Linked DNA regions of Homo sapiens: region 1 is linked to region 2. Evidence: read pairs that join two places in POLR2A ChIA-PET (ENCODE). Cell type or tissue: A673. All regions are shown on one strand.

The links. Peaks named below come from ENCODE experiments on the same cell type or tissue, not always from the same donor. Only the 100,000 strongest peaks of a DNase experiment are listed, where the experiment ranks them.
Region 1: POLR2A ChIA-PET joins it to region 2 with 12 read pairs; 5 of 35 experiments call an interaction of 5 or more read pairs at or near these places.

Annotation. Positions count from the first base shown.
Region 1 is chr3:170,206,850-170,214,849 of GRCh38, reverse strand. No RefSeq gene overlaps it. Among named protein-coding and RNA genes, the nearest start is that of PRKCI, 12 kb to the left of the region's middle. In A673, no CTCF peak of the experiment used is centred here; no DNase peak of the experiment used is centred here.
Region 2 is chr3:170,866,139-170,874,138 of GRCh38, reverse strand. RPL22L1 (ribosomal protein L22 like 1) reads left to right here and starts at 3,944. Exons shown (of 4, transcript NM_001099645.2): 1 at 3,944-3,980; 2 at 5,749-5,841; 3 at 6,005-6,126; 4 at 7,615-8,000. The coding sequence starts at 3,972. The coding sequence ends at 7,759. RefSeq lists enhancers at 2,780-3,505, 3,506-4,232, 4,402-4,451. In A673, a CTCF peak has its summit at 3,957; a DNase peak (open chromatin) is centred at 3,898; H3K4me3 peaks cover 3,812 bases; H3K27ac peaks cover 2,698 bases.

The DNA.
Region 1 (8,000 bases), 660 kb after region 2:
AGATGGGGTCTCACTATGATGCTTAGGCTGGAGTGCAGTGGCTAGTCACAGATGCACTCATAGCACACTACAGTCTTGAACTTCTTGACTCAAGCAATCCTCCCACCACAGCCTCCTGAGTAGTGGGGACTACAGGTGCATTCCACCATACCTAGCTAACATTTTTTGTTTTAAAGTCTATCTTTTCTGATAGTAATATAGACATTGCAACTCCCTTAAGATTGCTGTTTAGATGGCATATCTTTTTTTTTTTTTTTTTTTGAGATGGAGTCTCATTCTGTTGCCCAGGCTGGAGTGCAATGGCATGATCTCGGCTCACTGCAACCTCCACCTCCTGGGTTCATGCGATTCTCCTGCCTTAGCCTCCTGAGTAGCTAGGATTACAGGCACGCACCACCATGCCTGGTTAATTTTTGTATATGTAGTAGAGCCGGGGTTTCGCCATGTTGGCCAGGGTGGTCTCAAACTCCTGACCTCAGGTGATGCACCTGCCTTAGCCTCTCAAAGTGCTGGGATTACACATGTGAGCCACTGCACCCAGACGGTATATCTTTAAAAAAATTTTTTTAACTTACCATCTGTTTGCGTCTTTAAATCTAAAGTGTATATCCTGTATATATAATATCACATAGTTGGAACTTGTTTTGTTATCCAGTCTGACAATCTCCATCTTTGATTAAGTTATTTAATTTGGCCAAGTGTGGTGGTTCATGCCTGTAATCCCAGCACTTTGGGAGGTTGAGGCGGGTGGATCATTTCAGGTCAGGAGTTCAAGACCAGCCTGGCCAACATGGAGAAACCCCGTCTCTACTAAAAATACAAAGATTAGTCGGGCGTGGTGGCATATGCCTGTAATCCCAGCTACTCGGGAGGCTGAGGCAAGAGAATCACTTGAACCTGGGAGGCAGAGTTTGCGGCGAGCCGAGATCACGCCACTGCACTCCGGTCTGGGCGACCGAGTGAGACCCTGTCTCAAAAAAACAAATAAACAAACAAACAAAAAAAGTTATTTGGCTGAGTGCAGTGGCTCACACCTGTAATCCCAGCACTTTGGGAGGCCAAGGCGGGGGGGATCACCTGAGGTCAGGAGTTCGAGACCAGCTTGGCCAATATGGTGAAACCCCTCTACTAAAAATACAAAAATCAGCCTGGTGTGGTGGCAGCCACCTGTAATCCCAGCTACTCAGGAGGCTGAGGCAGGAGAATCACTTGAACCTGGGAGGCAGAGGTTGCAGTGAGCCGAGACTGCACCATTGCATTCCAGCCTGGGCGATAAGAGCGAAACTCCATCTTAAAAAAAAAAAAGTTATTTAATTCATTTAATTTTTATGTTATTTATGTGACTGGAATTTCATCTACCATTTTACTCTTTGTTTTCTATGTCTCATGTGTTTTTTGTTCCTCTGTTACTCTGTACTGCTTCCCTTTGCATTAAGTGAATATTTTCTGGTGGATGATTTTAATACCTTCAATGACTTTCTGAATATACATATTTTGAGTTATTTTCTTAGTAACTGCTCTAGGGCTTAGATTATACTTTTTTTTTTTTTTTTTTTTTTTTTTTTTTTTAGACAGAGTCTTGCTCTGTTGCCCAGGCTGGAGTGCAGTGGCACGATCTCGGCTCACTGCAACTTCCACCTCCCAGGTTCATGCCATTCTCCTGCTTCAGCCTCCCGAGTAGCTGGGACTACAGGTGCCCACCACCACGCCCGGCTAATTTTTTGTATTTTTTAGTAGAGATTGGGTTTCACTGTGTTAGCCAGGATGGTCTCGATCTCCTGACCTCGTGATCCGCCCACCTAGCCTCCCGAGGTGCTGGGATTACAGGCGCGAGCCACCGCGCCGGCCCTAGATTATACTTTTTAAACGTATCAGGATCTACCTCAAATGTATGCTAATTAATCCCAATGAGATATAGAAACATTACTTCTATATAATTATTCCTCCCTCCCATATTGCTAATATTTTTGTAATATATATTACATATGTATGTTACAAACCAGTTGTTATAATTATTTATGTAATTTTATGTATTTGAAAGAAGCTAAGACAAGACAAGAAAGCAAGCATATATTTATAAAGCCTGTTATGTTAACCTTTTTATTCACCATTTCCAGTTCTCTTCATTTCTTTTTGTAGATTGGTTACCATCTGGTATTATTTCCTTACTTCAGTACAGCTTTATTCCTACCTACCTTCTCTGTGAAGTTATTGTCAAATATATCACATACCTATATGTTACAGATCCAAAAATACAATTATATTCATACAATTGAATGAGTTAAGGAAAGAAAGGAGAAAAAATATGTAATTATACACACTCTTATAATTATTTACATAATTACTTTTATCATTTTTTTTTCTTTTTCCATGTAGATTTGATTTACCATCTGGGATAACTTGCTTTCAGCTTGGAGAACTTCCTTTCATGTTCTTATAAGGCGTTTCGGCTCACAGCAAGTTCTCTCAGTTGTTGCTTATCTGGAGATGTCTTAATTTCATCTCCATTTTAAAAATATAGTTTTGCTGGGCTGGGCATGGTGGCTCATGCCTGTAATCGTAGCACTCTGAGAGGCCGAGGTGGGTGAATTGCCTGAGCTCAGGAGTTCAAGACTAGCCTGGGCAACACAGTGAAAGCCCGTCTCTACTTAAAAAAAAAAAAATACAAAAAATTAGCCAGGCGTGGCGACGTGCACCTGTAGTCCCAGCTACTCAGGAGGCTGAGGCAGGAGAATCGCTTGAACCCAGGAGGTGGAGCTTGCAGTGAGCTGAGATCGCACCACTGCACTCCAGCCTGGGTGACAGAGCAAGACTCCATCTCTAAAAAAATAAATAAATAAAAAATAAAAATAAATAAAAAGATAGTTTTGCTGAATACAAGATTCTTGGTCATGTTTTTTTCTTTCAGCACTTTGAAATATGTCATACCACTGCTTTCCGGCCTCCAATGTTTCTGATGAGAAGTCAGCTATTAATCTTATTAGGGTTCCCTTGTACATGAGCCATGTTTCTCTTGCTGACTTCAAGATTCTCTTTGTTTTTCAACATTTTGCTCTTGAAATGTCTGTGTTTATATGTCTTTGCATTTATCCTACTTAAGTGTTTGCTGAGTTCCTTAGATGTTGGTTTACATTAAACTTTTTCATCAAATTTGGGAAGTTTTCAGCTATCATTTCTTCAGATATTTTTTGTTTCTTTTTCTCTTCTATCCTTCTGGTATCCCTTTATGCATATGTTGGTGCACATAATGGTGTCCCACATTTCCTTGATGTACTGTTCATTTTTTTCCTCCTTTTTCCCTCTCTGTTCTTCAGAATATATTCACTGATTATGTCTTCTGCTAGTTCAAATCTCATATTGAGCCCCTATAGTGAATTTTTTTTTTTGATACAGAGTTTTGCTCTTGTCACCTAGGCTGGAGTGCAGTGGCACAATCTCGGCTCACTGCAACCTCCTCCTCCTGGGTTCAGGCGATTCTCCTGCCTCAGCCTCCCAAGTAGCTGGAATTACAGGCGTCTGCCACCACGTCCAGCTAATTTTTGTATGTTTAGTAGAAACAGGGTTTCACCATGTTGTCCAGGCTGGTCTCGAACTCCTGACCTCAGGTGGTCCACCAGCCTTGGCCTCCCAAAGTGTTGGGATTACAGGCATGAGCCACCACACACAGCCAAATTTTTTATTTCCGTACTTTTCAACTCTAGATTTTATATTTGTTTTTTGTTTTAAACTTTCTCTTTATCAATATTCTCCATTTGATAAAACATTTTCATCATACCTTTCTTTAATTTTTATTTATTTATTTAAGATGGAGTCTTGCTCTGTTGCCCAGGCTGGAGTGCAGTGATGTGATCTCAGCTCACTGCAACCTCTGTCTCCGGAGTTCAAGTGATTCTCCTGCCTCAGCCTCCCGAGTAGCTGGGATCACAGGTGCCCACCACCCCGCCTGACTAATTTTTGTATGTTTTAGTAGAGACGGGGTTTCACCATCTTGGCCAGGCTGGTCTCAAACTCTTGACCTCATGATCCACCCGCATTGACCTTCCAAAGTGCTAGGATTACAGGTGTGAGCCACCATGCCCAGCCCCTTTCTTTAATTTTTAAGGCATAGTTTTCTTTAGTTCTTTGAATGTATTTATAATAACTACTTTGAAGTCCTTATCTGCTAGACCCAATATCTGTGTCCTCTCAAGGCAGTTTCTGTGTGAATGGGTCACACTTTCCTGTTTCTTTGTATGTCTTGTAATTTTTTTGTTGTACACTGTACATTTCCATTGCAGTAACTCTGGATACTGACCCCTGTCTCCAGGGCTTGTTGTCTTTGTTGTTGTTTGCTTGTTTATTTGTTTAGTGACTTGGCTAGACTAGTTCAGCAGAGTCTATGTCCCTCACAGTGTGCAGCCTCTGATGGTGCTCCTCAGAAAAGTGCAGTTTTGCAATGCACACTGTTATCCTGACTCTCTCCTCCTCCTTCCTCAGGGATGACAGTTTTTTTTTTTTTTTTTTTTGATGGAGTCTTGCTCTTTCGCCCAGGCTGGATGGAGTGCAGTGGCGTGATCTTGGCTTACTGCAAGCTCCATCTCCCAGGTTCACGCCATTCTCTTGCCTCAGCCTCCTGAGTAGCTGGGACTACAGGCGCCCGCCGCCACACCCGGCTAATTTTTTGTATTTTTAGTAGAGACGGGGTTTCACCGTGTTAACCAGGATGGTCTCGATCTTCTGACCTCGTGATCCACCCGCCTCAGCCTCCCAAAGTGCTGGGATTACAGGCGTGAGCCACCGCGCTCCACCAACAGTGGTTTTAACCAGGTTCTCTTTGACTTTTTTCCTCATCTCCCTGTCAAGTTTTTGGATGGTTTATCTTTGTTAATATCACTCCCAGCTGTTAGCCTCTACTAATTACTAGCTGATTGCTCCAGTGGTTTTGACATTGTCCTGTGGCATAAATTACTCCACAGACTGATCCAACAGTCATTGTTTATTTATAATTTTCACAAGTTATGATTATTTTACTGGGGAAAATGTCTAGTGAGTTCATCATGTCTTCATTCTGGAAGTGCTCTGACATTAATTTTTAAAGTCAATATGATATAGTTAAAATAGATACAAGGCAGAAAGAATTATGCATACAAGATGATCAGGGCACAGAAATTATGTCATTTTTGGTAACAAAATACTGGAAACTCTTGAGCCATCTCTTTAGCTTAAAGAAAACAGGATTGAGTAAAAGGGTATAAAAGGAACCTTGCAGGCCGGGTGCGGTGGCTCACGCCTGTAATCCCAGCACTTTGGGAGCCCAAGGCAGGTGGATCAAGAGGTCAGAAGATCAAGACCATCCTGGCTAACACGGTGAAACCCTGCCTCTACTAAAAATACAAAAAATTAGTTGGGCATGGTGGCGGGCGCCTGTAGTCCCAGCTACTTGGGAGGCTGAGGCAAGAGAATGGCGAACCCGGGAGGCGGAGCTTGCAGTGAGCCTAGATTGCGCCACTGCACTCCAGCCTGGGCGACAGAGCGAGACTCCGTCTCAAAACAATAAAAAAAAAAAAAAAAGGAAACTTGCATAAGATTAATCATATCTTCAGGAAATTTGGTTTCCTTTCTACAAATTCAGCTGTTTTACCAAGAAAATAGCTAATCAGAATAGGTAGACCTGTATATTCAGTCTTAATTAGCTTTACCAGTATACCAGGCAGCAAGGATCAAATATAAAAATGTGTTTGCTATGTTCCTTATATCATCTTTAAAATTTGATGACTGTTTCTTAACTGAGAATCAAATGATATAAAATGGGAAGCCAATGGTAGACATTGTGAACAAGCCTCACAGCCCATTTTATTTCTGCTGTACTTAAAATGGTGCTTACTTAAACCCTCAACTTCACAGAAGCCTGTCACCCTTAACCCAGCATTTTTCAGCGGTTACACAGAGCATGTGATAATGTCATAAAAAGGAGAGAAAAGTATTTAACTAGAAGTCTTCATTATTTGAAGTGATTTTGTGATCTTGTGGAGATAAGCATTGGGCGCTTGGCTAAATTATTCTTGCCGTTGCTCACTGTGATACCTTTAATAGGAGAAAACTCATTTATTGATGTTCATTAATCCCATAGGCTTAAGAGATTTTAAATATTTTGGCCAAGATTCTCATTTTATAGTCATCAGAGTGGTTGTCCTAATGTGGAGCAAAGAAATAACCTAGTTGGAGAATGGTGAATGAGAAAAGAAGCAATAGACACAGGTCCTGTGTGATTTATTTTTATTTATTTATTTATTTATTTATTTTTAGACAGAATCTCACTGTGTCACCCAGGCTGGTGTGCAGTGGCGCCATCTCAGCTCACTGCAACCTCCGCCTCCTGGGTTCAAGCGTTTCCCCTGACTCAGCCTCCTGAGTAACTGGGATTACAGGTGCCCGCCACCATGCCTGGCTAATTTTGATATTTTTAGTAGAGATGGGGTTTCACCATGTTGGCCAGGCTGGTCTTGAACAGCTGACCTCAAGTGATCCACCTGCCTCGGCCTCCCAAAGTGCTGGGATTAGAGGCACGAGCTAGGGAGCCCGGCCAGTGATCATTTGTTTTTGTATTGTTTTGTTTTTGAGATGGAGTTTTGCTGTTGTTGCCCAGGCTGGAGTGCAATGGTGTGATCTCGACTCACCGCAACCTCCGCCTCCTGGGTTCAAGTGATTCTTCTGCCTCAGCCTCCCAAGTAGCTGGGATTACAGGCATGCACCACAGTGCCTGGCTAATTTGTATTTTTAGTAGAGACAGGGTTTCTCCTTGTTGGTCACGCTGGTCTTGAACTCCCGACCTCAGGTGATCTGCCTGCCTCAGCCTCCCAAAGTACCGGGATTACAGGCATTAGCCACTGTGCCCGGCCAATCATGTCTTAATGCAATCATGCATTGCTTAATAACAGGAATATGTTCTGAGAAACTTGTCGTTAGGTGATTTCATCATCTGGTGAATATTGTGCGTAGAGTGTACTTACAGAAACCTAGATAGTACATCCTCCTGTACACCTAGACTAAATGATATAGCCTATTGCTTTTAGGTTACATATCTATACAGTATGTTACTATAGTGAATGCTGTATGCAACTGTAAGACAATGGCAAATATTTTTGTATATCTAAACATACCTAAACATTAAAAAGGTAATTCATTGCACTATAATGTTAGGATGACTATGGCATCACTAGGCAACAGGAATTTTCAGCTATGGGACCACTGACCTGTATGCAGTCCATCACTGACCAAAACATCATTATAAAGCATATGACTGTATCATATTAACTGTTTAACTTAAGCTTCAGGGCAGAAGCTGTGCCCAGAAATGACCAAAACTTCTTATTGGAGTTTTGACAGCTGAGGTTCATGAGAGAATTTCGCTTTTTTTCTCTTAATTAATCTCACTGAGTTAGCATAGACAGCAAACAAACACATGTCCCCATGACTTCTTTGCCTCCTTTTTTCCCTTATTCTATCCCCTTCACCAGTCCACTGATGTTGCCAACTTTATCTGTAAGCCATCTCTGAGTACTCCCTTCAGTCCTTTTTTACATTATAGGGAGTACTTTTTTACATTATAGGGGAGTACTTTTTATGGACTTTTTTACATTATAGTTACTCAATCTCACTCACACTACAGATGATGACATATAGCAGTTTGAACCTTATCTGTTTTGCCTTTGAAATGTAATTGTTTTACTTCGAATTTATTTATTTATTTATTTATTTTTGAGACGGAGTCTTGCTCTGTTGCCCAGGCTGGAGTGCAGTGGCACCATCTCGGCTCCCTGCAACCTCCGTCTCCCAGGTTCAAGTGATTCTCCTGCCTCACCTCCTGAGTAACTGGAACTACAGGCACAGCATCCCCACGCTTTGCTAAGTTTCGTATTTTTATTAGAGATGGGGTTTCAGCATGTTGGCCAGGCTGGTCTCAAACTTCTGACCTCAGGTGATCCACCTGGCCTCGGCCTCACAAAGTGCTGGGATTACAG
Region 2 (8,000 bases):
TTCTGACATCCTGGTCTCTTAACCTGTTTTTTATACCTTACATCTATTTGCTTTTCCACATTGCATTCTAAGTAATTTCCCACTCACTGATTTCTCTTCAGCTGTTTACTCTCTTGTTTAACTCATCTACTTTTTCTAATTTCAGTTTTTCTCTTTTTAATGTCTAAATGTTCTCTTTTGTTTTTTTGTTTTTTTTTTTTTTGAGACGGAGTCTTGCTCTGTTGCCCAGGCTGGAGTGTAATGGCATGATCTCAGCTCACTGCAACCTCCACCTCCCCAGTTCAAGTGATTCCCCTGCCTCAGCTTCCCAAGTAGTTGAGACTACAGGCATCACCACCACACCCAGCTAATTTTTGTATTTTTAGTAGAGACGGGGGTTTCTCTATGTTGGCCAGGGTGGTCTCGAACTCCTAACCTCAAGTGATCTGCCTACCTCAGCCTCCCAAACTGCTGGGATTACAGGCTTGAGCCACCGTGCCCGGTCTCCTTTTGCTGTTTTTCAAAAAAAAAAAAAAAATCTGATCAATTTTGATTGTCTCTGACTTCCTTATCATATCCTAAATACTTTTAGTTTTTGCATATACTACAAATACTTATTTTATATTCTGCATTTCATAATTCCAACATATAAAGTCTCTGTGAGTCTGATTTCATAGGTTTTTGATGTTGATTTTCATCCACGGTGGCTTGTTTTCCTGTATTTTCATGATTTTAAAAAACTGTCAGCTCTGCCGGGCACGGTGGCTCACACCTGTAATCCCAGCACTTTGGGAAGCCAAGGCGGGCAGATCACGAGGTCAAGAGATCGAGACCATCCTGGCCAACATGGTGAAACCCCGTCTCTACTAAAAATACAAAAATTAGCTGGCATGGTGGTGCGCCTGTCGTCCCAGCTACTCGAGAGGCTGAGGCAGGAGAATCACTTGAACCCTGGAGGCAGAAGTTGCAGTGAGCTGAGATCTTGCCACTGCACTCCAGCCTGGCGACAGAACAAGACTCCATCTCAACAAAACAAAACAAAACCTGTCAGCTCATATTTCTTGAAGCTTATCTCAGGGAATTATTTGTACCTGGATCTAAAATGCATTTCTCCAGAGAGTATTTGCCCTTGCTTCTGTCTGGTGTTAATAATACAAGCACACTTTAAACTACATATTCAGTTTGGAGCTTTTTCATGCTATCTGAGCAGAGCTAATTCAAGTTCCAAACATGTATGATCATTGCTTGTCATTTCTGCCCCTAAAAATTATTTTACTTTTCCACCAGCTCAACCATACATTAAAAAATTATTTATAAAACTGTATTTTAGGCCGGGCACAATGGCTCACACCTGTAACCCCAGCACTTTGGGAGGCCAAGGTGGGCGGATCAGTTGAGGCCAAGAGTTCGAAACCAGTCTGGTCAACATGGCGAAAACCCTAGTAAAAATAGAAAAATTAGCCATACCTGGTGGTAAGCGCCTGTAATCCCAGCTACTTGGGAGGCTGAAGCAGGAGAATTGCTTGAACCAGGGAGGCGGAGGTTGCAGTGAGCTGAGATTGCGCCACTGCACTCCAGCCTAGGCGACAGAGCAAGACTATGTCTCTAAAAAATAAATAAATGCATACATAAAAATAAAACTATATTTTAGCCATTGGTAAGGTAGTTACATATGGAGGGGTTTTTCTGTGTTTTTTTGCTTACTGATCTGTTTACTAAGGCTTCAGCATCATGTAGATCCAATGACTGAAGTTTATAATATATTAAATACATATCTATCATCTATTATATCTTATATTGGAAGAGCTGGAAAGGCATACTCCCTTTCATTGGTCTAGAGTGTCTTGGCTCTTTTCAGACATTTATTGTGTCATACGTTTTAGAATTAGCTGTCAACACAAGCCATAAAGAACAAAATCACATACTTTGCAGCAACATGGCTGCAGCTGGAGGCCATTATCCTAGGCGAATTAATGCAGGAACAGAAAATCAAATACTGTACTTCTCACTTGTAAGTGGGAACTAAACATTGGATACTCATGGGCATGAAGATGGCAAAAATAGACACTGGGAATACTAGAAGTGGGGAAGGGTTGAAAATCTAATTATTGGGTACTATTTTCACTACCTGGGTGAAGGGATCAATCGCACCCCAACCCCACCATCATTATATATATTCATGTAACAAAACTGTACATGTACCCTCTGAATCTAAAATAAATGTTAAAATTTTTTTAATTAGCTGTCAAATTTTTAAAAAATAACTATAGGGTATTGACTAGCATTGTGTTACTATATACGTGTGCACACGCACAGTTTGGGAAGAACTGAATTATTTACAACTTTTAGTCTTCCCATCTGCACATTTCTCGCTAATATTCTTGTTTTTTTTTCTAATTGACAAACATTTTTCCCCCATTACAGTTTCTAACTAGTTATTTGGTGATTACTAGTTCTTGTGAAACAGGTATGTTTCCATATCCTCCTTGTACAAATGGCTTAATAGTGCTTAAGGAGTTTATTGTCAAGACATGGAAGACTGCTAAAGACAAGCAAAATAGAATCATTTCTGCCCCTCAGCTTAGGCAGCCCTTGAGGAGGAAATGCCAATTGCTCCCTTTAATGTTTGGAAAGAGAAATGTGATTATTGTAGCTCTTAAGGCAGACAACTAAAAAATCTTGTTGAAATGGATTTCTTCTAGGAATTCAGGGCCTCTCTTCAGACTCTACAAGTCATATGCTCTATTAAAGCATAGTTTCCACGATAACTACTTGCTGGCATAAAGGCCACGAACAGTTCTTACTTTCTGGGGTCATTCTTCAAATTAACAACAAAGTCCACCCCATCCCTTACCCCTACCCCTAGGTATGATAATTTCATCTCCACGAAAACATATTACTGCTAAACCCAAGCGGTTCAGCATGCCACTTTTCGGATCTGATGTCAATTTACAATCCTTCAAAGCTCAAAAGCTACTTTTTCCTTTTGTCAGCAAGACACTTCCACCCTCGTGTGTCTTGTACATACTGATAGGTCACAGCAAACATTCATTGAATTTTAACTGGGAGCATTTTGGATGGAAATCAAGAGACCTGGGATTAACTGTAAAACCCATGATAAATTATACCAAACGAATGAACAAGAAGCAAGCACTACGTGTTTTTCCCTTTGAGACAGTCTCACTGTTACCCAGGCTGGAGTGCAGTGGCTCGATCTCGACTCACTGCAACTTCCGCCTCTCAAGGTAAAGCGATGCTCCTGCCTCAGCCTCCCGAGTGGCTGGGAGTACAGACGCGCACCACCACGCGGGCCATTTTTTTTAAAATTGTTTGTAGAGACGGGTTCTCCCTATGCCTACGCTGCCAAGGGTGGTCTCGAACTCCTGGGCTCAAGAGATTCTCCGGCCTCGGCCTCCCAAAGTGCTGGGATTACAGGCGTGGGCGTGTAAGCATATATATACATGATTTTTTTTTCCCGAGGACCTGGTCCCCGAAGCACCAATTTCCCTCAACAGTCATTTAGAAAACGAGGCTCACAGACAAAACACAAACAAATAACTTTTTCGCTGGAGGATTATAACTGCAATAAAAGGAGATCCCAAAGCAACCTGAGACACTGCCTTGCCCTGATTGGAAAGGGGATTCCGGTGATTAGTGAAAGATGACTCCTGCATCCCTCGCGTGCGTCCGTATCCGGGAGCAGCCACTAGGTAACTGTAGAGGCCACTGCAATTAATCGGCTTGAACAGCCAGGAGCGGAAACCCGAGAGTCAGTTCAACCACAGCCACCCGCGTGTGCCCGCGGAAAGCCGATGGCCTACTCTCGTCCGGCAGCGCACTGGTTTCCTGGGTTACCGGCCTCAGCGCTCCTCCCGCTTTCTTTTCCGGGAGGCGACAATCTGACGCTCTCAGCGCGTGACGCAGCACGCTTTGATATAAATGCAGACCGCGCGGCCGTAGCTTCCTCTCTGCTCTCGCGGCCGACTCGCAAGATGGCGCCGGTGAGTGAGCGATGTCTTGGTGGGAGTGTTGTGTGGCAATTTAATGATTTCCGCTGTAACGATTTTTGCATCTGTCGAGTGGAGACGTCTCAGTCAAGATAAAGGGAGGGGAGTAGTGAAGTCTGGGTCAGAAACACAACCAAGACGCGAGGATCCTGAACTGTTTTTCGAGACTCCCTGGCAGCTGCCATGAGGTCTAGTGGAGTTGGAGCTGGGCCCGGAATTGGTTTAGGATGGGTGGTTTTGGACACGCGGGAAAGAGGGAGGCACAACTGTAAATGGGCCGGTGGTACTGCAATCTGAGCCATTTCTTTACTATCTCGCGCCTGATAATGCTTTTGCCACTCAGCACTGGGTAGGGGAATGGTGGGTAATCGGGCCGGTCTGACGACCTTTGCCAGGCCAGAGGGAGCTCCTAGGCGCTCAGCTCCCGCGATGGCCGACATCACAAGTTTTTGAGAACTTTCAGTTGGGGAAGAAGTTTCTCGGTGAAGTAATTTTTAGAAAAGTATAAGTCTAGATTCCAGCAATGTGAAATAAACGTGCTTCAGATGTTTTACTTAAGTCATTAGTAAGGGAACCAGTAAGATGTTAAAATGTTCCTAAGAATATCTGAAAAGCTAGATATACATGCGCAATTTACAAATAAAGTTAGGATAAAATTGCTGGGCTAGCTACAAAACTGGGTAATGCCCAGCATGGCCATAAACCCTATAGGGTTATCTGTTCCATTAGACAGAAGTTGTTTGTGTCTCCCAAATTAACTTCTGCGCCAACTGGGTAATTATCTTTTGGCACATGTTACCATGCTACCTGAGAAAGCAAACTAATGTGTAATACTTGGTAGCCACTTGGGTGAATCTAAATTGGAGGTTATAGTCTGATAAATACAGATTTGTTTGTTCATATTGCAGTGAATGTACATGGTTGCTGGCCACAGTAACATTTTGCTTATGTAGCCATATTATATGGTCTTGGTATAAAAGGTTTGGATATGGAAAATTTAAGTTCCACGGTGTTGGTTTTTAGGTTTTTTTTTTTTTTTGAGACAGAGTCTGTTGCCCAGGTGGGAGTATAGTGGCATGATCAGGCTCACTACAACCTCCGCCTCCCGGGTTCAAGCAATCCTCCCGACTCAGCCTCCTGAATAGCTAGGATTATAAGCATGCACCACCACACCTGGCTAATTTTTGTATTTTTACTAGAGATGGGGTTTCACCATGTTGGCCAGGCTGGCCTTGAACTCCTGACCTCACGTGATCCTCCTGCCTCAGCCTCCCAAAGTGCTGGGACGGCACCTTGCCTTTTTTATTTTTATTTTTTCTTTTTCTTTTCTTTTCTTTTTTTTTTTTTTTACCAAAGTCCCCTTCCCTTGCCTATAATAACGTAAGAATTGAATTTTCTAGACATAGGTGGGTGGAATCCTAGCTCTGGCACTTACCTGAGCTTGGGCTAGGCAGTATACTAACCTATTCCCATCTGCAGTGGGGTGGCAGAAAAGCACGATAATTTAAAATTGATCATTGGTAGTATAGAAAACAATGAAAGTCCGTAACTTTTTGACAACTTGAACATATTAGGACTTGGTTAGAGGTTCAAATCAACCCCGGCGTGGGTAGTGGTGGTGTTTTTTTATTTATTGTTACATTTCTGTATATGTAACCTAACAGTACATTGTACAGATTGCATTGGTACAAACTTTAAAATTGTTTATATAAATTGAATAAGTTGTTTTATATAGCTACATAATTATTTCTCATTTATGTAGCAGAAAGACAGGAAGCCCAAGAGGTCAACCTGGAGGTTTAATTTGGACCTTACTCATCCAGTAGAAGATGGAATTTTTGATTCTGGAAATTTTGTAAGTATCATTCTACTCGGCTTATTTTTGTAATCAGAGTTATTGATAATGGTTTAAATATATAGTATTTGATAATAACCTAAGCTCTATTCCTAGGGTACCTTCCCTAGTGAATATCTAGGGTTCTCTTCCCTAGTTTTGCATTTTTTCTGTTTTAAAATAGGAGCAATTTCTACGGGAGAAGGTTAAAGTCAATGGCAAAACTGGAAATCTCGGGAATGTTGTTCACATTGAACGCTTCAAGAATAAAATCACAGTTGTTTCTGAGAAACAGTTCTCTAAAAGGTTGGTACTTTTGCAAATTTTAATAAAACTATAGTAGTTTTGGAATATTTCATAGAATATGTAGTTATTACATGTATTCTGTTTATATGCAAGAATAAATATGAACTTTAGACTAAAGGCCTACATAAATGGGAAATTCAGTAAATGAGTGCCAATTGCTGAGTCTAGTTGTAAGTGTCATTTATTGCTAGAATATGAGCCAGTTGTGTCCACAGTCCCAGTCCAGTAAATTATAGGCCCTGTAAATCCAAATTGTATATAACCTTTAATGCTGAGTACTTTAGTATTTGAGTATGTTGCAAGAAACATGTCTGATGTGTACATAGGAGAATTGTCTCAAGTTATTTATTCAGTAGAGGTAGCCAGTTAAAGTCAAAGTCTTAACATCTTGCTGCCAGTTTTTATTTGTTGAATTTATTCACCAAATATTAAATACTACATGGGCAGCACAGGACTGGGTAACCCAACAGTGAACCAAGCAGGCAGTTTACCCACCACCAAGAAACTTCTAGTGGAGAAGAGAGAGTGAAATGGAATTAATCAAGCAGTGATAAGTGCTGTAAGGGCATAAAACTAGTTGCAGAGTTTTTGGGTACGTTGGTAAGTTGGTCAGGAAATGAAATGCAGAAGTGAGCCTTGCAGTTGTTACAGGCAGGATGAACCAGAAGCCTGGCAGATTAAAGTAATAGTAACAAAGCCAGTGTGTCTGGGGTATAGTGTTCTGGGAGGAATGCATGAGATTGGAGGGTGTCTGGGGAGCAGATCTTGAAAGCCATGGGATGTGTAATGGGAAGCAATTGTTTATTGTGGCTGAAAAAGACTAGGGTGATACATCTGGTGGAAACTGAAGATGTAAGAGCTAATTTCAGTGAGAGACAATGATGGCTTGGACTAAAGTGGTTGCAGTACATGTTAACTGAGATTATAATCACTAAGGATTCAGAGATAAAAATGTAGTAGCTGTAGTAGCTGTAAATCAAGTATCTTACAGATAATCAGATAATTATTGTAAAATACAACTCTAGTTACATTAGATGTAGAGAGAGCCCAAGAATTTTCAGAGAAGTTGAGACTTAATGAGCATAGTATGGGTTTAACCCTATTATTAATAGGTTGCCTGTTGAGCCGGGGTGGGATTGGGAGCTAGGGGGCTTGATAGTGGTGAAGGAGGTGTTAACGTTTTCACATATATATACACAGATAATATATTTGAAGAGTGAAATCATATTGCTTAAATAATTTGGCTGTAGCAGTTTGACAAGAGAATGCTACCCTAACAATCTTGAACAATATATAGTGTGGCAGTATGACAAGAGGATGCTACCCTAACAGTCTTACACAATACATCCTGTGAATGGAAGGATGAAATATTTTGGAGGAAGCTAGGTACAGAAAAGATGAATATGATGATGTATATTTTTCGTATAGTAAACCTTTACATAGTAGGAATTGTATTTCTTAATGAAATTTATGTTTTTATTTTAAAAGGTATTTGAAATACCTTACCAAGAAATACCTTAAGAAGAACAATCTTCGTGATTGGCTTCGAGTGGTTGCATCTGACAAGGAGACCTACGAACTTCGTTACTTCCAGATTAGTCAAGATGAAGATGAATCAGAGTCGGAGGACTAGGCAAAGGCTCCCCTTACAGGGCTTTGCTTATTAATAAAATAAATGAAGTATACATGAGAAATACCAAGAAATTGGCTTTTAGTTTATCAGTGAATAAAAAATATTATACTCTTGAACTTTTGTCTCATTTTTTTGAGTATGCTGTTTATATGATTTTGATTTCCCTCTGATAACTATCAACAGTATTTAAATAGCTTATAGCTGGTATAATTTTTTCCCACGATTTCCAAAATCTTTTATG